Regions from separate parts of the Mus musculus genome. Here all the other regions are linked to region 2. The links are chromatin loops, found by intact Hi-C in ENCODE. Cell type or tissue: heart. All regions are shown on one strand.

Region 1 (8,000 bases), 72 kb after region 2:
GAGATTTACTTAACACACATATTATTTCATAACTGTGCCTTTTGTGCATAGCAGACGTTACTTTTGACTCAAAGTGAGAAAATTGTTCCTAGGTTTAAGCAAGAGTACCAGTTTGAAAAAGATGACAGGATGCTCAAATACAAGCAGGACCTGTCTCTACACATCTAAAACAGAAAGCAGAATATTCAAACATGTGTATCTTGCACTTAATTTAAACTGCGTGGTTGGTTACCTATCTCTCTGGCAATTCCGTATAAAGTTTTATTACTGTGAAATAGAATAGGGTAGGGATTTATGTCACACAAAAATGAATTTCCATGGATGGGAACACACATGAAATAATTTAAGTAAGCAGTATGTCAAATGAAAATTTAAGATGTTAGAGCTGGTGGTATATAGGGAAGAAGCAACAGAGGAGGTCTGTGTAATAGATGATAAATATATCACAGTTAGAAAAAAAGAAGGGACCTGGTTGCTACAGTGGGTTTTTTTTCTAATGTTGAAGAATTGTGGAAAACACTGAAGAGTAAATTTTAAGAAACCAAAACAAATTATTAAATAGGGGCAGCCTCATTTGTACATCAAAGAAAAATATATTACTTAAGTGTGAGCCCATAGTTCCAAAATGTTCCATTTTGTTCCAAAATGAGCAATACCCACAACCCTAGAATTTCATGAGGTATGCACAATAAAGACATCTTTTAAAACTCCAGTTCACAAAGGTTACTAAAGGGCCATCAGTGAGCACAGCTCCATTTACCTCATAAAACTCCTTCCTTGTCATTGCTTGCTTTGGTTTCAGATAATGAGAATTAGGGTGAAGAGCATGTGTTTCAAATATGAGAGACTGGTCTAAGAGTCTTACACACCTTACATACCATCTTACAACTGATGTTAAGGTTCTGTGCAGGCTTTAATGGAATGCTGGCATCATAAAATGATATGAAAAACTTTTTTCATTATATTCTGTACTTGTGGTCTTTTTTTAAAAACATAGTCTGTGCAAGAAATTCAGAATAGTAGATATTTGACATAGGGTTTAAGAATCCTATTTTTAATTTGTCTCCCACTTCCCTAATCCTTAAGCTTAGACTAAACATCTCAAAAACACTATAAAACTAGGGTTTTATGGCTGGTTCCAGTAAGAGACACAGCAGAGAAACTAACTATCCTACTATGTGTCCTATTGCTGTGATAGCATACTGTAAACAAACATATCCCGATCCAAATCCATCATTGAGAGAAACCAAGGGGTTAGTACAAGCACAGACCATGAAGGAGTGCTGGTTAATGGCTTGTTATCCACTGGTCACACAGCTTACTTTGCTATAAACCAAGACCATCATCCCAGGAGTGGACCACTCACAGTCAACTGGGCCCTCCCACATCAAACACTAAGCAAGAAAATGTTCCACAGACTCACTTACAGCCCAGTCTGATGGGACACTTATCAGTTTCTTTTTTCCAGATGACGCTAACTTGTGTCTAGCACAGTAATGTGCTTCCAAGTACTACTTCTAAGTTGATGTCATCCTCAGGGAAAAGAAAACATAGGGAAGGAAGAGTGATGTGCTCCGGAAGGGCAGAGATTGTATTGCTTTGGAACTTGCCCTTAAGGTGACTGTCAGATGCTAAGGATGTCCTGGACTACTCAAGATGCCACAGGTCCTGCAGAGCTCAAGCTCTGCAGCAAGGTCTTGGATAGAGTAGCTGCCTTTGACCACATGGTAAGTCCTGAGAATGGACAGGGTGACCCAAGCAGAAGCTTAAAGGGAAAACTCCTGGGAATAGAACTAGAACATTTCAGTACTTGGGAAGCAGAGAGGATAGAAGAGCCAAAGAGAAGACAAGAAAGGATCCAAGAGAGAAGGCAAAAACAAAAAAATCAGCCACTGTTGATAAGGAACCGAAGGTTAACTGCCTCAGGCACAGCACTGGTAAGCTTGAATCAAACTGAAACTAGAAATAGCCACCTTCAGCAAGGAGAACGCCCGCACTGACACAGCATGCCCAAAGAGCACTGTTCTGCTTGAATGTGGAGCTGGAATCTCATAGGTGGTAGAAGCCTGTTTTACTAAAATACTTGCCATTTTTTAATGTTTAATTAGTGGGGGTGGGGTGCACGCGTGCACAGCAAGGGATCCAAAAGCCTTGCCCTAAAAGCACCCCTTTTTTATGTACACTCATAGTTCTTACCTTTTTCAATTAATGTTCTTTCACTTGCTATTGTCCTAATTTTTAGAAATAATTCTGTGTGTACTTTAAAGATAAATTGTTAGGAAACAGTATACAAAATATATTAAGTTGCTTTAGTGACCACAGTGTATTTTCAAACCAAAAATAAGTGTAAAAATAATATTATCCTCTACTTATATAGAGTAAGACAAATAGCTATGGTACTCTTTAATCAAAACTATTTCTATTACCTTCTGTAATTTCTGAACTAGTTATGTTCTATTTTGAAATCATTGAAATAACTACAGTTTGGAGAGAATGAATAAAATGCATTTATTGCACACAAAGCTCTTGCATATAAGTAAAAAAAAAAAACATGATAGAAATCATTGTGAGACATAAATGGTCTCTTGGAATAGAACCAGTGTGTCTGGTTTAGGAGGGCTCTTACTTCAGGTAATATTAGATTCTCTAATACATAAACCTGCAAGGCTTAGTGGATTAACATAATAGAACTTTCTGTTTTGCTCATGCAAAACTAATCATGGATTCAGGTTGGCAGAGACTCCATCATCTCTTGGACATGGCTTTTAGAGTAACCTTGAGTATTACATCCAGACAGAAGACTAGAGAAAACGAAAACAACAGAGAAAAGTTTTTCTGAGCCAGACTCAGAGCAGTATGTATCATTCCACCAGGATTCCATTGGCCAGAATGTGGTCACGAGGCTCTGTTTTCATGGAAGCCTGGGGAAAGGAGGTTTCCTGCATGCCCAAGAGAAAGGTAAAAGGTCTTTGGAATAGTCAACAATTGCCTAAGGACCAGAACTGGCCTCTTGGGTAGGATTTAGGATGGCAGACAATTAAGTACATACGGGTGTTACAGAATGAGAAGGGAGTGGCAACGGAGGAGCCCGTTCCAGCCCCACCCCTTTGTGTAGATGTAGGGCTGTAGAGTCATCGTAGGTTTCATATAAGCTCCATAACAGTAGTGTTCCTCTCTCATCTGAAAATGCCATGCAGTCTCAGAGATAAAGGGATCTGCCATGCGTGGCAGTTTACTTAGCTGGATATTGCATTTATTAAAGCAGAGAAGAACTGTAGGTATTCACCTTAAAACACTCTCATTTCAGAGGAGAGGCACCCAAGGAGGTCATGGACTCTAGATTTGACACAGTGAGTCACTGTTAAAACGAGAGCAAACCCAGGGCTCTAAGCTCTACTCAGTGCTTTCTGTGATCAGAGAAGAAGGTTGGCATTTATTTTACCACGATTTTGCAGAAATAACCATAGAATTTCATCATAAATTAGTTTGGTCTTACTTTAATTCCTACCTTCAAACTAATGGAAATCATCGGTGCTAGTATGAAATTTATGCTAAGGGTATAAATAAATATAAAACATACTTATTCTAAGGGGGGATGCATTTTATATTCTATTCTGGAGACCAGTGTATGTGTTCGTGTTTCTCTCTCTCCTTCCCCTCTCTCTCTCTCTCTCTCTCTCTCTCTCTCTCTCTCTCTCTCTCTCTCTCTCTCTCTCTCTCTCTCTCTCTCTCTCTCTCTCTCTCTCTCTCTCTCTCTCTCTCTCTCTCTCTCTCTCTCTCTTTCGTCTTATGTCGACATTTTATGTCCACAAACAAGGATGGATAAAATCAACATATTACTGTTATTCTTTTACCTAAATTTTCAAAGAGAAGAGAACAAAAGGTGACTGACAGGCGAGTTGCATGGCTATAATTGAGTCTGTGTTACTTTTATTGTTACAGGATTTTAATTGGCATAGATGCCTAAATGTATATCAAAATGCATGTCACAGCTTTTGTACAAAAATAAATTTGACTTTAGAACACATTTTCTTTAGTGAGAATAATAAATTATCTTGGAGCTTATGATTCTCTACTTTTAAAAAATCATAAGGTCAGTTTTTAATTAAAAGATAAGAAAAGTACTCAGTGTCCACGTAGTTAAAATCAGGATAATATAAACAACAACAACAAAAAAAGTTCAAAGGAAAAGTCTCAATCCATCTTCAGAATAATTGGCGCAAGGATGGCTTCCTATAGAGACCTAGAAGACCAGCTTTGAGGACTCTCATGTCGCAGTGTAAGGAAATTAAAAACTGCACAATCTACTACCCAGAAGTTATTCTAAACTTCTTTCATTCTAATCATGAGTTAGAATTGTTTTCGTCTACTAAACAGATCTCTTGGATTCAAGATCTCTTGGATCATTCTCTTTTCCAAAATAGCTAACAAGAAGACTAAATGGTCAGCCTCCATTATATGAAATAAACATATATAATAGTAAATTAGAGCTATTGGTAACTAGTGTATGTATTCTTAAACAATGTGCAGGTGTAGGCAACCCTGCTACAGCCCATCAGTCTGTTCTTCATGAGGCAAGTTTGGCAACTATTCTTTTATATCCTTAGGATTATGGTAAGATACTGAGAAGACCAGTAAAATCAGGTGACCGTTCAAAAAGCCAACTCTGAGAACACCTGATAATGGCTATCTAAAGATCTACTGTTTCTGGTTGTGTATCTGGTGACAACATTCTGTAATCCTAAATACCAAAGGGCATCCATCACTTCCACCCGCAGAAGCAGTGTGGAATTGTCCTATGCCTTGGCTTCTGAGAAACCAATGCTGGCTTTGTCAGTTGCATGGCCCACTTACCCTCCAGTGAGATTTTTGGACCTGCCATCTAGTGGCCACTGCAGAAACAGGACAATCCTAACATTCTGGTCTTCATTTGAAAAGGATTTAAATGGGGCTCATCTGCAGACACAGAGATGCTCTCTGCCCTTTGAACGCCAGTTCCCTCCTCCTTCATTAAGCACATTGCCATTTTCATTCAGCAGCTTCAGTCGGACCATTTGTTATATGCCCAAGAAAAACAGATTTTTTTTTCATGCAAAACGATACACTTCCCACCTGGAATAAGAAAAAGGCAAAAAGAAAGTCTTCCATTATTGCAGAAAGATCTGGAGTGGGAAAGTGGAAGCGGGGAGGAGGGGATGTGGGGGACCAGGCTGATACTCTGTCAAGTAGCTCTACTTATGAGACTAATTCTTACAAACTGTGCACCCAACAGAGTAAACCTCTTATTTGCTGCTTTTCTCTGATCCCCTACATAGCTGTAATGTTCTGCTTGTTTTTCCCTGTCCTGTAAGCCACGTAGGCATCTGATATTATACATAGTGTTGGCAAAGGAACAATTTGCAAATGAATTAAGCAGGTAATTATTAGAATATAGGTCCTTGGAAGTATGTGTTACTGTAACAAAACCCAGTAAGAGGTTACTTTTGTTTCATTGTTTCTATTGTGGTTCCTGGTTGTTAGTTTTCTCATTTCCAGGGATTTATGAATAGAATGCAGAAATTCACAGTGGGCTATTACTATTATTATTTATTATTTGTCAAAGAAACAAGTGTATAGAGCAAAGGCCAGTTTGTGAACTATCCCAGGCAGTCCACAGGGCCTCAAATTCCACCCTTGAGCAGGTCCTGTAAAACATAAGACAGAATGAAGACAGATGGACGGATGGTACTTATTCAATAGCTTAAATATAGAACTCGGGTGTACAGGTGCATCTTCAGATGTTATTTGAAAGAAAAGACAGAATATCTTGGCATTGTGTCATTTATTCATAAATATTATAAATTTATATTATTTGAGAAACTATTCTAAATATACAAGAAGGCTTAGAAGAAGGCAGGAAAGCTGATTGATTTTTCTCGAATGAGACAAAGAGCAAACTGAGCAGTGGTGACTGATACGGAGGAAAGAGAAGAGCCAGGCCAGTGACAAAGCCAGGAAAAGAAACTCCAAGAGGATACATAAAGTTTGACAGACAGGAAATTGTATATTAAAAATAAATAGAAGCTAAAAACCAAGGGGGAAGATGATCTTGGCAACTATGTTCTTAATATGCTAAAATTGCCGAGAGAATCCAGGAGCAACAGTGGCATGAACAACAATTTAATGAGGAAATTGCTGTGCCAGGAATTGCACGGCAAACAGAGGACATGGTTCTGGGCCTGAGGAAGGTATTGATACAGCAAAAGGATGCTCGGGTTTGGATAGGGGCAAAGGGAAAGGGCAATAAAAAAGTAGAATGTATCAGACTGCTGAAGACAGAATTGGAGAAAGCTAACAAGTAAAGCCACAGGGCGGTTGGTTTTGGTTTTGTTATTTAACATCTATTATCCATTGGCATTGTCTGCAGTTCTTATTAGTTGTACCATAAATGTAAAGCTATATCTTTGAGCCTAAAGACAAGAATATTTTCAAAGTTAGAGGAAGATTAACAACCCAGAAGCAGTTGGGAAAGAGAGGCAGCAGGTAGCAGGGGTTTCAGGACTTGAAAGTCAGAATTGATCAGCAGGCCTCAGAATGGGGATGGGAAAGCTATCCTTGCAGAACTCGTGTATGGGGAAGAGACAGAATTAATTTGATGAAACTTTTAAAGATAGAAATTAATACGCTGGGGCAGGAGGTGACCGCCGAGTAAGATGGATGCCCTGAATGGAAGAGAGCAGTGTGGTGTTAAATGAGGCTGTCATGTGAACCTGAGGAAACACGGGCTTGTAGTATGTCATGAGCCATTCACTCTTGAAGTACTTATTGAGGGTATATTGTCTTCCATCCCACTAATGGAACTTATAGTCTAGTGAAGAGAAAAAAACAAACAAACCAAATATGCTAAAATGATCATTTCACATAGCGATGAGTGCCACCGAGAACAGCTCAGTGTGACCATAAAGAGAGGCATGCATGGATGGCGGAGTGGGGGACAAAAATGAGGGAGCAAAGAAATGGATTAAAGAAAAGAAAGGATGGGGTGTGTTTATAGCTATGGACTCTGGAAAATTAAAGTTTGCAGACACTAGAAAGATGGGAAGTGATGGAGAGTTGAGGAGGCCAGAAAGGCTCAGGGTTCCCACCAGGCCTCCTGGTTACATCATCACTCACTCAGCCACTACTCACTAATCCAGTAGCTTCCTTGAACTCTCGTGATCTGCCCTCTACCCCGCTCCAGATTCTCATTGCTGCGGCTGTAATTTTGACATTTTAATTACTAATAATTACAACTGCCCATAATCTCAATTACAGGCATCCACTCTCCAATTACTACCTCACATCTTCACAGCCCAATCTCTCTGTTAGCCCTATTAACAATTTCTGAAGCCCATAGGACCCCTTAATTTATTAATTTTGTCCAGAGGCTCTCATATCCTCACTTCCTTGTGTAGTTGAGGTTCTGAAGGCCACACACCTCACACACTTGTTCTCTTACAGCTCTATGCTTTTCACTGTAGAGATCAGAACCAGCCACCCACCCTGATCCAAGCCCACATGCCACCTTGACTCTGCTAGAGCCAAAAGCAAGCACATAGACCACTCTCCCTTAAATTTCATGATATCTGCAAGTGGCCTTTGTTGCTGCCCACAGCGTCTTTTCCTGCATCTCTACAAGAGTATTTCACAGCTTTCCCTCTGTCCAGCTTGCAGTCTCCTTCCTTGCCCTTCCTGCCTTTCCCCTTCACTGAGAAGAGAAAAGCAGGTAGGCTAGAAGGAACTTCACACATACCTGCTCTCCAGCAAACATCCCCTCTCACATCAGTGCCCACAGCCTCTGCTTTTTGTCCCCACAACTGTAGGCAATCTGTGCACCCCTGCCTCAGTGTCCTCATCCTTGTGTGTCACATCCACACCTCCTATACTCATGAATAATGTTTCTGAGAAGGTGTGCTGAATTCATGTGCTTTATCTGTTTTCTTCTCTAAATAATTCTAATCATTTCTCTAATTCTAAATAAT
Region 2 (8,000 bases):
TAATTCTTCTAAGGTATTCTCCCCTTATTCTAGTCACCTATTAGTGTTAATAGTTCTTTACTGCAATGTGTTTTTTCTCTTCCGATGGAACCTGCTTCATACACTCCGAAGTAACATTAAAATGATCTGTGATGCTTAGGGTTGGAGGAAGTCCATATGTCCTCACAGGTCAGACTAAGATTGGACCTGGATATTAGATGAACAAAATGTTTTGAGAATTTAGTTAGCTAGAAAGGCAGCAAACGGTGATGCTATAAACACTGTCTGACCATATGACTTTACTGATCTACACTTTAAAGGATTTTACTCTAGTTCTCAGTGAATTTGTTATTAAAAAATAAAAATCTGGATTAATTTGTTGACCTTGGAAAATGTGTCAAAATCCAATATTATATAATGTGAATTTATAAATTATTAATGATAGCTATTATTTATTGAGAATTCAGTAATCTTCAGCAGTTAAATTTATTGGATCCATATAGCAATACAGATGTATACTTTGACTCTCTCTTGAAATAGAAAAAGAGATTGGCCTCACAGGTGATATATCTAGCAAATTTCAAACAAACAAACAAAAAATTTAACCTAGAACTTTCTGTGAGCCACAGCTTGTCAAAACCACTCCGCTTCCAAAAGCCAATCATAAGTTACCTTGGAAAACAAATAGGGTATTTTCAGTCTCTCAGTCAGAGATTTGGAGAAGAGCTACCACAAGAATCTGCAACATGTTTAGCAGCACACCCTGAGATACTGCCTGTACCATCAACCTGTTACTTAACCAGATATGGATAAACTAAGTGAACTCTGGAGATGAAATTCCCAGAACCTAAGTGTTAACAGAGTATCTAAAATGTAGCAGCCTTTATTCTGAGCTGAGTTGAAGGCAGATGAAATATTAACAGCAAGTTCTAGCAGCAGAAAATGAAATATGAGATCCTGTATCAGAAATTATTAGTAACCTGTTAAAAGAAATGCTGAAAAATGGCAGTTACCAAATTAAAACTGGGAAACAGAGCCCAAATGGGAAATTTCAAAAAGTTTGGAGGAAAATAAATGACAGATTGTCCTCTTGGCTCTTATTACTATGCCATCCTAAATCCTACTTGGCAATGGATGGTGGAGGTGAAATAAGAGCGGCATCCCTGCCAGCGTTGGTCCTCAGATTTGTAGTCCTAAGTGTCTGTGATGGTGTCTGGGGCTGACTGGAAACGTAGTTGGGAGTTGATAGCATTTGAGCTTTATCTAAATTGAAGAGCCTGGAGACTCTTATTATGAAAGGCTTCCTCTCATTTGTGAATTGGCCCCTTTGCTCCACTTTGGATGGCTGGCTTCCTCCATGCAGAGCTATACTAAATGTTCTACATGGGAAAGCTATTCTCCTTAAATGCCTTCAAATTTAAAGCATCTATCTGAATATGTTCATGTTTATGACTCAAAATATCTAACATCAAAAAGAAAGAGGGGGTACAAATAGAAAATGCCCAGCAGTAAATGAAGGAGATATTTTTCCTTCAGTAACTGAAAAAGAAAAATTATTTTATGCAGAGTTGTTGAGCATTTGATGCCAGAGGGGAGAAAAAGGGAAATGAGCTATAGAACCATAGAATCTTACTGTTGGCAGAAACAGCAGAGTTCATGCAGTCCTACCCTATCATTTTTCAATGAAGAAACTGAGACATGGGGAGTTAAGGGACTTGACTTGCCCAAGATACAGAGTTGTTTACTGACAGCCATGCCAAAAATATTTCCCAACTCCCCACACAGAACTCTGTATTTCAGCATGCTGCTACCACTCTCTGCTGAAAATTAACACCAATACAGCCCAAACACAGAGGAGTTCAGTGTCTGTGGAGACCAGGAGACGGATGATTTCAAGGTAGAAATCAGGATGGGAAAAGAACAGAGAAAGGATGACTGTCCGTTGTGACTCCTCACACAAGCTTTTCAAGCCATTTGCTGTGGGCTTACTGTCCCCTACCTCTCCACCAAATAGAATGAAGAAGAAAATAAACTTTTTGTAATATCTAAAGTTTGCATGTGTTCAAATCTGATTTGCCCAGGGAATTGTGCGTACATGCTGTGTCCGGATGTAGAGTGGTTTGTAGGTGGCACGCTTACTGTACCCTGCTATTTTCTTCAGCCTGATACAGTTTCTCTAACTCAGAAATGCTTCCCTGAAATCTCAAGTTAGTTTCAGGACAAGGATGGTTCCTATCCATGGCACACATCTAAGAATGACAAATAACTTTAAGATGTAAGAATTATCTTCTCTTAATCTTCATACAGAATTGAAATATTGTAGAACTTTAGCTCAGTTTCAAGATTTGGATGAAATAATTTCTGTTTTGTAACCATATGAGTAAGTGATAGTAAACCAGTCCAGATAACACAGTGAAAAGGACTCCATGGGCTCCCCTTGCAGGCCAGTCCAACAACCTTCTTCACAATAGAGCGACCAGAGATGAGAGCCTCGGCCACATGATGAAAAGTGCAGATGGAGGGCTTTGCATGAAAACCGATTATGTGCGAGAGGGCTCAGGAGAGGATCGGGGTGGAATTGGAAAGGAGCGGCCACTGAAACAGGAGAAGAAGATATGCTTGACCAGGTCTAGTAAAATATTCCCTGCCACAACCACTGTTCCATGAAGAGACTGAGCCAAGAGGCCTAAATAAACTAACCTGGGGGTCAGTGTTACCATTAATGTGGGAGGCATCATGGAGAGCACATCCGGACTTGTGTTACACAGTAATCACTGCTGGGTGTCAGCATTCATCAGCCAGATGGTCAGACCCACAATTAATCAATTAGGCTGGGACAATCAACTGGACTAAGTTTTCCCCTTTGGTAAAACAGCCTCATCATGTGGTCAAGGCCAATAGCACTTTTATCCTGTTGCTTTTGGAGTAGCTTCTAAAAATTCCCTCATTTTTTTTTTTCTTTTGGCCTCTGGTTACTAGACACTGTCAGGCTCCCAGTTCCTTTGATAACATGGATTCCCCAATCAAGGTTTTCACATAATAGATCATCAGCATCCCCCGTATTCACATTGTAACACTGAAAATCCCACATGAAAACAAGCTCTTCAAAGCAGCATGGTAAGCCCTACATCCAACTGATCTCCTGTAGTATTTCTTCTGGTTCTACTCAATCTGGTGGGACACCAATGGCAGAGCTTCTCTGACTGGGCACATAAGGGTGATAAGTGATGCTAGTGATAATAGTAGTTTCTGGTGTATTCGGCGTCAGACAGACATACCATGACAAAAATAGATAAACATCAACTCAGCCTTTATAACGCCAATTAGGATGATACGGTCACCCCCCTTTCAAAGAGAAGGAAACAGACTAGGAAATTCATTGAACATGTGATAGGATACTCTACTGACATGCTGTGGGACAGAAGCTACATAGCCTGTCATACATGTTTTCTTAACAGACACAACCTTGTGCCTCTGAGAGCTAAAAGCTAAGAATGTGTTCTAGATCTTGGCGGCTCCCCTTCAAACTTCAAGTTGTTCACTAGTGTTTTTCTTCTCTGGAGGCTCATTCTGCTTCCCATGCTACACAGCTCCAAACCACAGCCGGACTTTCCCCTTCCGTGTCGAGGGTTCCCAGTCTCCCGCTCAGGAGCCTTACCTACATTGGTATCTTTCTGTCTGTTTTAGGTAGTTTTCATCAGTTGATTTATAGCACAGCTTGCCTCTCCATCACTGATTTCTTTTTTTAACTTAGATTTTACCCCTCCTTTCTTTTGGCTTACCTCTGGCTGTATTATAGTGTACAGCACAGGAGTGATGCTTCGGAATCCTGGCGGTCACTGTCTAACAGAGTCCTGGATACTATACGTATTGGGTAGAACTAGACGCGATGCAGTGCTCCCTGTGTGCACCATTGAACTTGCTGTGTCTCTTTCCTCTCAGCTCTTTTCTACTGTCAGACTTGATGTAGACTTAATGATTTTGTGTCTACACAAAGGATGCAGTCATCCCAAATATCCATCCTTGATGTATCAGTTACTCTTACAACTACTTTATAGAGTATATTACTTCTCTATATAACGGCTATATTTGCTTTTTTGTTTTGCTACTTAGCAATTGGAAAACATATCAGAATGCTAAAACAATATAGTATGGAACTACCTGTTTTTACTTGAACTTACAGCACATGAATAAATAGGTGCTCATGTAGTAATAATAACCAGCATGCTTTAGCCTTCAGAGTCTGTTTTGTTCTTACGGCCGTTCTTTCTGCAGTTTTATATTCTTTACCCCAGGGCTAATGAGGCTCTTTCATTGTGACCTGCAGTATCCTGCATATTACACAGTTGAGTCCTGCCATCTAGGCTGGCTTTCTGCTTCATTTTGCTCCTGACCTGCCTCCCCCCCCCCCCAACCCCCAACACACACACACACCCCAATGCTATTCCAGGCCTGGCCTCTCATGACCAGAGACTGCTGACTCATCCTGGCCTGTGCCAAGCTGTGCAGTCGCTTAGTGATGTGGACAGGAGTCGAAGGACTAGAATGAGCTCACCGAACTCATTTCACTTGTTGCTTACGGTACAGTCCAGCATGAGCTGGAAATGTAGGAACCTCAGCCTCCCGAGCAGAAAGAGTAAGTAGATTACACACAACCCCATCGTCAAGTCCTCAACAAGCAGGGGACGGTGTTGGGTGGGGGCTTGCTTCTCATGGCTCTTGGCTATGGCTAGGGCATTCTGGGTCATCAGGAGTTTCCCTTTGTCCTCTTTTCTTCCTCTCCTCCACAGTTGCACCCTCTCCCCACCCCCACCCCCACCCCACACCCTCCCTGAACTTCCCTTCTGAAAATGTCCGGATGGTAGAGCAATGATCTGGGCAGAAATGAAATTTTGTTAATAAGCAGCCTCCGCACGAAACCCTGGAACACAGACTCTGTGAAACTGCTTAGAGTAGCCTGTATCCTGGGAACTCACGTGAACTTCCCAACAGAATTCAAGGACATGAGAAAAGCTTCCCTACCTCCCTTCTTGAGTCTCTTTTCTTTCTGTTTTAAGAGAGGTAGTTTCAGGAGACATGGCTGCATTCTGGTGTGGTGCAAAGTTTTCCGTCGGGAGACAATAATGTACATTCCTCTGGCAGGATGGGATAGTTTTTTTTTTTTTGTTTTTTTTTTTTTTTTTTTGGTGTGTGTTTCTCTTGCTGTTGTTTATTTATAAGACATTTCCTCTCAGTTAGTGGAAGTTAGATCGTAAGAGGCTCCAGTGATTTTCCTTCCACCTCCCCTCCCTAATTTCTGTGCTTCAGCACTCTGGAACACTGTGAACTCGACAGACTAATCAGAGCAGGGAGCTTAGCAGCCAGGCCTGGACACTCTCAAGAGACTGTGTGACTCTCAGCCGTCACTCCCTGGATCAGGAACCACAGTCCTGGTGAGTGGGGGGGAGCTTCCAGACTCTGATGTATCAAGGATTCTATTCTTGGTGTCTCTGAGGCAGGCAGGAAATAAAGGGTATTTTAAAAGAAAAAAAAACATTTAAAAAAGCCTGCCAAACAATCAGAGTGGTAAGGAGTTTTAGTGTGTACAGCTGAGCGCACTCTGGACAAGGGCAGAGCCTTGAGGCTCTGCTTCGAAGCAGCCTGCAGGACTAGGGTTTGTGCTGCTGCCACAGAGGGCTGTCAGCTTTGACATGCCTAGCAAACATGCTGGTGGGAGGAGGAAGGTAGGTGAGTGACTGGGGCAGGGAGGAAGAGCTCAGGGTGGTGGGAGGGGGAAGTGAAAGTGGGAATAATTATTCATTTGAAGTTTCTCTCCCTCTGCTAACTTTTGATGCATTTCTGTTCTGAGCAGTTGTGCCATGTGCACAGCTAGCTGAGCCAGATAGAAAATCTGTAGTAGATGAGCCACAAAAAGTTTGCGAGGACTCTTCCTTTAGAGATCATTTCCTTGAGGCTGCTCTGAAACGTTAGGAGCCTCTCCCCATCTGACTTCAGGAAAACCTTATGTGTCACAGCCTATTCTTTATTCTTCTGTACTCATGGTACTGAGTAGAAGAATGCAGTGAGACTCCTTATATGGCTCCAGGGAAATTCATCGTCTTGACAAAGGAAACTGATGATTGTCTCCACAATATTGAACCCAAATATAGTGTTGTCCTCAATATAAGAAGAGACCGATTGAGTACGCTCCGGAAAGTTGTCAAAGGAATGGAATGGGGTGGGGGTGGGGTTGCAGCCTGGTCTGTCATAGCCAGTAGGGACCTTACGTGTTGTTCTTGGTATGCACACCCTCCTTAGAAGTGAAATGTCAGGTGAGTGGGCTTGTCTTCTGCTGTCAAGCCCCTGCTCGTTGTTGTTCTAGACATGTTCCATCTTACTGTGCCTTCTCGCCTTTCTAAAGTCAAGTATGTGGCATGTTCTAAGATATTAAAGGAAAAAAAGAGAAAACAAAAAACAAACAAACAAACAAACAAAAAACCCATGGTGGCTATTAAATTATTTGTCTATGTGGCATCCTCTGAAGTGAATTGCTCTTTGGGGAGGGGAAAGAGTCTTTGATGTTCCCAATATGGTTCTCATAGGCTTAAATTTCCCAGAACCACAACCCAGCCTAAGGGGTCCTTACTCAATGTCCTTAAATATTTGGGAAGAAATGCCATTTTATTGTTTTAGCTGCCTTTGCTATTAACACATTGCCAGTAGATTTCTTCTAGGGCTGAAAATGTTTTAATAACAGCTGATTTTACAGATGCATCTCCTATGTATCTGTTATGTGTATTTACCTTTGCTCCAACTGGTACAGTGATTCAGTGTATAACATTGATACTTAGCTCTGGAAGTTTGTTTGCTATATTGGGCGATTTGGATTCTTAACCACAGAACTCATGCATGCTCCTATGTCCCAAGTGCCCTCAGACACTGTGTACTGCTACAGTCACACCAGGGTTTGTCAGTGACCTCTAGAGCAAATGACTTCCTAGCACAGCTCCTGTAGTTTCCAAGGTTCATCAAATCGATTAGCTTTCGGTGTGAAACAATGTTGCTTCAATAAGTTAGGGCCAGAAAGGAAAGCCTGGTATGATAGACTACATTTCTGTTAGTCCATGTTAGTAATTATTGAACTATTCATATATATAATATATTATGGGGTACTTTTATTTATTTTGTTATTTTCTACAAAGCTAAACAATAAAATTGTGTTCTGAACTTTCAAACATGACCTAAGAAATGTATGGAGCTCAGTGGCCATCCAGAGCTACATGGAAGTCTTCCTGTGTGTGTCTCTGCTAACACACCAACCACATACACTGAGAGAGAAACTCAGTCTATACAAGCTACATTGAAGACAGCTTTGTCTATTAACACTTGGAAACAATTTATTCTCAAGAACTATGGCTGTACATAAAAATTTGTAAGCAACTTTAGGCAGAGAGTATAAACACATTTACCTAATGTTATGTCCCAAAAAATTATATTTTACAAATCTAGTCTGCCAGAGAACTTTTTCTTTTAGTTGCTAAGATCTATATGGTCATAAAAATGTTGTGGTGAACTGATGTACATAAGAAGTTAGACTTTGATTAATATATATAGATAGATGCATGTGTGTGACCAGAGAGAACATGATGTCTTTTTATAAGTTGACATAGTTGCATTCAACTATGTCATTACCTAGTATTTTCCATACTTATATAGTAAGCCTTTATAGCATACTGTTACTAATTCTGTTTTTCAGTGTTCATCTGAAAGTTTAAATTTCATTAAATTTCTGTGTTTTAAAATATATTTTTATAATATATGTGTTATAAAATGTGTTTCTTGCAAACAAGTTTTAGATGGGACTATTTCCTATATATTATATTTATTTGATTAGGCAGTTACAATTATAGACGAAAGAACTTGTTCAGCAGCCAGCTTTTGATTGCCCCATTAAGAAACTGTCTAATGCTTCTCAGCCTTCTAGCCACTCCAGTATCAAGGGAAGAAGTTCTATTTGTGAAGAAATTTGGGGAATAGTTTCA
Region 3 (8,000 bases), 59 kb before region 2:
GTGTTTAGCCAGGAAATTATATTCACACATATTTTTCTATATATTCCTCTAAGACTATTATGGCTGATCTTGAATTCCAATATGCAATAATGCATATTGGTACAATATTATCAAATATATCAACCCTCATCTCTATTTGTTGCTGTTGGCAGTAGTGACAGTAATGTTTCAAGTGCCTTAGCCAGTGACTTAGCTGTCCAACAAGAATTACTTAAGTTGTGCCTGATACACAGAGCAGCTTTATAACTATTTTCTGTGTTTTGGTAAAACAGAAAGTAGATTCCTTATAATGCAATTTTTATATAATTGGTTATATAACCTGTAACCAAGTTATTCTTCTGAACATACACAGGAATTTATTCTGAATACCCTAATTTTCAAATAATACTTTTAAACTGAAAAACTAAAACCCATAAAGGGAGTCAATATTTGTAGGGAATCAAAAACAGTTGTAGACATCTGGTCATGGAAGAAGCAGAAGGAAAAATCTAACATCTTCTTCCCTCCTTCAGTCAGATACCTTCGCTTTCTAGCTTGGTGGGTTTTCACACTGAACCACAGGTACGCAGGATTGCATTTTAAAGTTCACTTTACTGAAAGCAAGTCTGCTCAGCCCTTCCTGTCAGCTGTGACCACAGCACGTGGAAACATCTAGGCTATATGTACTTTTTCATTTACAGTGCAGGACTCAAGTAGAGGCAAGGCTGGCAAACTTCAACTTGCTCCAGCTGGGCCATGCAAAGCAGAAGAGTTTTAATTTTTTTCTGATATTTGTTAAGTCCTGCACAACCCTTACAACTCCATTTCTCTTTTCATTGTTCAATACATTCTAATTTTTGAACAAGGTCCTCAGTCACAGACAGCTTTCCAGACAGAAACACTTACCTGCTTGTGCCTTGTATGAAGTAGCAGCTTCATAAATATTTGTTTTGGTATGCTGGGGAGACTCACTGGCCGTCCCAGAACACTGTCCAGGCAAGTGTACACCATGCAAAGAAAGGGACAGAAGAAACTGGAAATGGAGCGTCTCAGATCTAGCAATGGAGACATCATCCTCTTTAATATGGAAGAGCTTATTGTCTACTATTACTCTGTGTTGCTGCTGTGATCTAACCAACCGAGCTACCTTGGATAGTTGCTCTCATTCTTTATAAAAACTTCAAATCTCAGAAGTCAGTTTTACATCTTTCCTAGAGATTCTTTTCAGTGGTGATTGCTCCAGAGGCTCATTTTAAAAACATAGTTTTTGGCAAGCCACCTGAATGATCTTCATTAAATTTCATATGCATGTGGGTGAGATATTGGCTCTCAAATACACATCTCTTGAGCTCTACCACAGACTTCCTTGAATTTGGGCTTTTCTTATATTCTCTGGATAATTAATTTTGTTTTCATTCATATATGTAGAACCTTTCCTATAAAATGACTCTGTCATGTACAGTTTCATTATTTGTGGCATGGTAAACTTCAGGCCTTTCTGAGTCATGTTTGGAGTAATTTAGTTATATTTGATCTTCTATAGATTGTCATTGTGGTGCTGGTATTGAAGGTTGGGTGACTACCAGGAAAGCCACTTGTAGCTTCTGTATTCTTAAGGTAATTAATAAGAAATACAATGTAGAAATATTAATAGGTGTGTACTATCGGACTAGCAGTTTCTAAACTGTAGATTATCTAACAATTGGAGCTTGTTTGTTCCACATTTGAAAATATTTTAATGTTAATTTTTATTTCAATCTATTATTTTGTGACATAGCATAAAAGTTTTAAAGGTTTCAGTTCACATTTGTGCTTCTCTTACCTAGCTTGGAATATAAAACCATACATTAATTTGTAGTCAAAAAGGATAGTATAAGTCGGGCGGTAGTGGCGGATGCCTTTACTACCCGTACTTAGGAGGCAGAGGCAGGCAGATTTCTGAGTTCCAGGCCAGCCTGGTCTACAGAGTGAGTTCCAGGACAGCCAGGGCTACCCAGAGAAACCCTGTCTCGAACAAAAAACAACAACAACAACAACAAAACAAACAGAGAAGGACAGTCCAGCCAGTACTCTGATGAAGTGTCATGAAAGCTGGCGTACACTGTCCATTGCTTGCTTTGCCATCACTGTCACAAGACTGAACATCCCGAACATGGTTAGCAAACAGCCCAAAGCAAGGAGAGACCAGTTTGCTTATATTTATAAAATGTTTAATGAAAAGTACAGTAAAATTCAAACAGAACTACAAATCCTTGTAGTGACCAAAAGTTTGATTATTTTTTAAGCAGATCACAATAATTAACTATGAAACTGAACTTTCTCTACACAGAGTGTATTGTATAAAGGGTTAGCAGATCATTTATTACTGGCTGCATCTGGTTAGTGATCATCAAGTTAAATATTCAGGCACTCACCAAGTCACCAGTCAGTAGGGTCTAATTGTGATTTCATTCCCAAAGGAACCGTCTTTTACTTTCTACGATCAAGCCAGGGTCCCAGGGGAGGGACAAGTGTATTCTTTTCTGTGATTAGCATATTGTCATATATTAGGTGAAACACATACCAAGACTTATGGTATCCTTTTCCATTTCAGACTCTTTTATCATCAGCAATTGAATATTTCACACAACTTGCTGGCTGGTAAGTAAGATTTCATTGTCTCTCAATTGCAGGCCAGAATTTTGAAGTCCAAAGAAATAAAGTGTATTCATATCAAGTTTAGCAACTCCAGACAAACAAGAAGTAAATCTAGGGGCTGTAGTGAATTTACCACCACAAGATTAAATTTGAACAGAATGTATTTTGATACTGATAAGATATAAAAGAATAAGAATCAATATCACAATATTGGTAAACATTTTGAATGACTTTAGTAGACATGGGGGGAAAAACTAAAGGACTTGTTTGGAGGTCTTTCTGGAAATAAATTTTTCTATAGAGACAGAAACAGAATAAGGTGAAGATAGCGCCTGATGCTCCCTGTGGAGAATGCAGTCATTTTGACATTAGGAAAACACACAGGAAGTCTTTCAAACATACTTTTTGTCTCTTTGAATTTCTGGTTTATATTATATAATCTTTTGTAAATCTGAAATGTATTTGCCTCTTTTGAATCTTAAAAACAGACATAGCCACACTTGCATATATCCCCAAGAAGAAAAGGGAGCGGCCTGTGGAGCTACAGATAAACATGTCTGTTACTGGAAATTAATAGTGCCAAGATAATGCAAACACAGGTTTAGAGTTTGGCTGCTTGTCTTCTGGTGAGACTATGTGAAGTTTCTAGAAGGGTAGTGTAGCATTGTGTCCTTGAACAGTCTTGGTAGTAGGTGCCTGGAGGAGAGCAAGGCAGGATGGGAAGGTAGGAGACAGCCAGAAAGAGCTGAGTTTGCTAGAGGCTGGCAGGCTGTAAACTGTAATGACAAATGTGCTCCAGAGGGAGGGGGAGGGAAGGAACACCTCGCTTGGCTTCTGGCTCTCTTCTGCCTGGCACTCTAGTCCTGTTTAGTCATAAACAGCAGAGTCATCCAAACCTTTAAAGTTACACTCTTGACTGCACTTCATATGAATGTGCAGTAAATGAAGAAAATCATCTCTTAGGGTGAGACAGAGCTTTCTGTGGGGAATTTCCATGCTCCCTGCACATGATCCATAGTTGTCACCGTTACTGTTTCTAATTCTGTCACCACTCTATCTCTGTCCCTGAGCGTGTCCTGCTTGCCACCGAAGGCCATGGCTTTAGGACTGTTATTCTTTCTCCCGTCCCCAGCCCCGACTCCCTGCTTTACTTGTTTTGCTACCCAAGGTAAACCTGCTCTGAGTGGGAGCCCAGAGGCACAATGAACAGGCCTACTTGGTAACTTTAACTTGTTCTCTCTTAGCATTACTCACAAAATGATATCAGCACAGAAAAGCCACAATTCCACACTATGGCTGACTTGCAAAAGAAGCAGATTCCTCCCCAGTGTTTTCTGTTTCTGTGATCAGATGAAGTATAAGTTGATGGGCTTGGCCTTTGGGTGTATCCGCTTTCAGGCACGAAGATACAGGGCGGAGGGAAGGAGTGGGCAGTGCTGTGTGCTTGCATTTCTCTGTTTTAGTACATGGAAACCTTCTAGAGGAGGGAGCACATCTTGTCTAGTAATGAACAATTATTTATTTCATTTAAAAATGATACTTGTTCATTAAAAATAATTTGGAAAAATACATAGGAGTAAAATGAAGAAAAATTAAAATAATTATATCTATAATTTAAATCTAACCATTAATACCTATTTGATACATTTTCTAACTCTCATTTTCTTCTGAGGACATAGTTTTCGAATATGCTGTGCTTGGAATTCCTCTGTAATTTTTTTGTTCCTTTTTTAAAAATTTAACTTAAGAATTTTTCATTTAGTTACAAAGTCTTTATAGACATTCTAAATAAATAAATTCTATTCCTATAATCAAAATGCCCACAAAAGCATTATATTTTACTTTTTCCATTTCTATAGTCCCTTGCATATGAACAATGTGTGAATCAGTCTGTAAATAATGGATAAATGATTGAAAGTTCAAATGAAGTATATATTTTAAGATGATTTTTCAAAATTTTCAAATCCATGAATGTAGGCAGATTACGGTAATGAACTCCTGTGCATTCATCATCTGGCTCATTCACTGCTTAACCTGTGGCCTGTCAGTTTCCCACTGTATTGCCTTGTTATTTTGAAAAACTCAGATATCATGACAGTTAATTAATTAGCCAATATTTCTGGTTCATTAGGATGCTTTTACATGTTGATGTTTTTAAAAGTTTCAGAAAAGCAATTCTCATCATTATATGGAACACTGTTTCTCTTCTTCGTGTCTTGGCCTCATGTCTTCTCATATGTAGCAACTGACTGGAAATATCTCAGCAGCTTGTGCCATAGCACCCTCAGGCACATGTGCTAGCCAAAGGACAGTGGGGTTGGAGAAGAGACCACTCTAACGTTAGATAGGCTTCTGAGACAAACGGTTTTCTTTGGGATCTTTTTGCTTAACTCAATTTTAGGATGATAACTTGCACAGCAGACTTATACAGTATCACTTATCTTTATCATTGAACATATCAATGTATTATATGCAATTGTTCATCTGAAGTAAAAGAAAAAGTTCATCCTCCGACCACGTAGAACTCTAAACTGCTTTAAGCCATTACTATATAGAGCAAAGCAAAGTACTTAAACCTAACTTAGTGCTCCGTTCAAATGTGTATAGATTTTAAGGCTTTTTTGATAACAGGAAAGCACCTGGTAGTTACATGGGACTCTTAAATCTGAAAAGGGGAACATTATATAATTTTATACATACAGCTTTATATCCAAGGAGAGGAAATAATCCGCTGCACATCACTGCCTGTGTTTATTACTCTGGTTGTCCCAAGGTCTCCAGAGAAACATCTACAAGCCACTTTTCCATAGATAGAACACAAGTTTCACAAAAGAGCTCTATACATTCTGAATGATGTGTTGAATTGGGATTTGTGTACAGTACCTGTTTGCAAGTTTTCCTTTCTTACTTACTAAATTTTAAGCCAGAGACTGTTCAGTGGTGATGTGTTAGCCAACAGGTGTTTTGAACTCATCAGATATTCAGGATGTGAGCAAGTACACACTGCATCCATAGAAACTGAATTTATGTGTTACTTTGGCCTGTTTAATCTTTGGTGCAGTTTCCATTGGCCTCGAAAGTGAGTGGCTGGAATATTGATGTGCCTAACCCTTCGAGAAGATATAAAAAATTTCTCCACCACACTAAATCTCTAGAAAAAATATGATGGCTTACAGAATGGACACATACAAAATATTTTCAGCCAAAGCTGGTAGGAAAAGCACACGGGGAAAAAAGAAAGTAATAACACAAGCAATAAACTATCCAATCAAACAGAGCATCTGTAGAAACTGCTCCTGTGCATGTGTAAACAATACAAATTCTTTTCCTGTTTCTATCTCTTCTCTTTCCATCTGTCTTCTGAACATTTATTTTCCTCTACTATGGTTTGACATCACCACCATTAAAATATCAGCTAAAGAGCTGAAGTGTGCCCTGGTGCCATGGAATTCAGGCAGGTATGACAAAGCAGTAACAAGCAATTGTACTATTTTAAAGTTGCAAAGTATCCATATCTTATAGCAACTCACTTTCCTGTCGTTATTTTAACATGGATACTAACAGCACCTTATGGTCATTTATTTACATCTTTTCCTTACATGTGATGGTGTACTATGTTCCTGTCATAAACATGAACTGTAAAGTACATTTCTTTGACAGAGAAACCATGATTCTTTCTTGTTTGTGTATTATACCATGTACTCAAGTTATCCACCAAAACTTCATCATGATTGCAGTTATAGTAATAATTATCAATAATAGTGATAGTATTTTCTTCTAGAAAGAGTAGCTGAAGCCATCTCAGAAGTAACTGTGACTCCCAACAGATCAGTAGGCTCATCACCTGAGCCTGATAAAAGTTCTGTTTGAAAAACGCCTTGAAAAATAGCTCCTGTTTCTTCCTTATGTGTGGCTTCTTGGGTCACTGTTGTATTTGTGACCTTATGTGTAACACTAAGAATAAAGTAGCAATCCACTTTCTACCTCTTTCTCTGAACTAAGCTCATGATTATAGTTGAATGACTCTCCTTATTTTGATGCAAGGGATCCTTTGTAAATGCATGACAGGATTTTTAAGCCTAAAGATGCTGATAATCATAGCCAAAGGAGGTAGAAGGTTTTATTTAGATTGCCGAGCCTCTCTATTCCATGAAACTGGCATATTTTCTGGGAAGTTTTTATTAAACATATATTATGCAATTGTGGACAAGAGGATAAAAATTATGTTATTCCTTCCCCAAGATAACTCCTGTGATTCTCTGTCACATGGGAGGAGAGAGGAATGAAATCCATGCTAAAGCAGATATTTAAAGAGATTCTTATATCCTCATCACAGTCCTTTCACATCGGGATGCTGAGGAGGAATCCCCATTCTTCCCTTTGACTAGACTACAGTTTGAACGGGAGATGGTTGAGAAATGGCTATCCATCTGGAGATTGCTCCAGAGGCCCCTCTAGACTCCCATGAGAACTGCTTCTATGAGTTCTGACCTTCATTGTAGAAATATTTCTGATTTTTTGATGATATATGCCAACAGCTTGTTTTCTGGGTATTTGATAGCCACTCTGAATTCATCTAATGTTTTTTGTAGCATGGAGATCTTGTAACCTTTCAATCCTAAGAGTAAGGACTCTTGGAATTAATTATTTAAAGACTTTTAGCCCTTAACTATTTTTCTTTCTTTGTCCACAAACAAGTTGATTGGTTAATCATGTCCTTTGTTTGTTTTTGTTGTTGTTGTAGATACTGCACATAAAGCAAGGATGAGGGAAAGCTGTTTATAAAAGATAATTACAATGGCAGCATTGCACTTTCTCTAGATTGTCTCATTCTCTTGATTGCATCAAGACCTAGACTCTAGAAAGTGTATTTCAGTTTTACTAGGAAAATGATAGAGAGAAATAATTCCGTATTTATCATATATTATCAAATACAGCATGTTAATATCCTTACAATTACAAATATCACAGTTCTTTCAAACCCTCTTCTATTAGCATGACTTCAGTATCTGGTTAGTCCTCACACAAAGTGCCCAGAATCTAGGACAAAACACCAGATACTTTTCAAGTCCTTGGAGAACAGTTTTTTAATCACAATATGATAGGTCTGTGGTCTGTTAGAGCTGAATTTATTTCTGAGATGACTTATCCTACCCTCCCTTGAATAAAAATTCACAGTTTCCTCACAATTAAATCAAAACTCAAAGGCCAAAGGGATCTCTAAGATTGTCTCCAAGTCATCCTTTTGATAAATTTGTATTGATTTATTTGTTAGTATTTCAATGAAGGTTTTGTTAGAGAAATGTGAATCATTTTCTTTTGTTCCAATTCATTTTATATATTAAATACGATTTTATTCATTGCAGCATATAAATAAAAAAAAA

Evidence for each region. A loop is a pair of places that touch in the nucleus more often than their neighbours do. Peaks named below come from ENCODE experiments on the same cell type or tissue, not always from the same donor. Only the 100,000 strongest peaks of a DNase experiment are listed, where the experiment ranks them.
Region 1: a loop joins it to region 2, with 1.9 times the contacts of the local background. A loop is called at or near these places in 3 of 42 quality-filtered maps.
Region 3: a loop joins it to region 2, with 6 times the contacts of the local background. A loop is called at or near these places in 6 of 42 quality-filtered maps.

What each region holds. Positions count from the first base shown.
Region 1 is chr16:43,430,279-43,438,278 of GRCm38, forward strand. All of the region lies in intron 4 of Zbtb20 (zinc finger and BTB domain containing 20), which reads left to right. Among named protein-coding and RNA genes, the nearest start is that of Gm15713, 14 kb to the left of the region's middle. In heart, a CTCF peak has its summit at 4,889 (motif pointing left); DNase peaks (open chromatin) are centred at 1,443 and 1,553.
Region 2 is chr16:43,358,562-43,366,561 of GRCm38, forward strand. The region is part of intron 4 of Zbtb20 (zinc finger and BTB domain containing 20); the gene reads left to right. Gm9968 (predicted gene 9968) reads right to left here and starts at 5,105. Exons shown (of 2, transcript NR_167988.1): 1 at 5,002-5,105. In heart, no CTCF peak of the experiment used is centred here; DNase peaks (open chromatin) are centred at 1,210, 1,750, 4,470 and 5,360; H3K4me3 peaks cover 1,098 bases; H3K27ac peaks cover 2,888 bases.
Region 3 is chr16:43,299,997-43,307,996 of GRCm38, forward strand. Zbtb20 (zinc finger and BTB domain containing 20) reads left to right here. Exons shown (of 11, transcript NM_001285805.1): 4 at 2,573-2,619. Among named protein-coding and RNA genes, the nearest start is that of Gm9968, 60 kb to the right of the region's middle. In heart, a CTCF peak has its summit at 3,415; DNase peaks (open chromatin) are centred at 3,385 and 3,685; H3K27ac peaks cover 1,123 bases.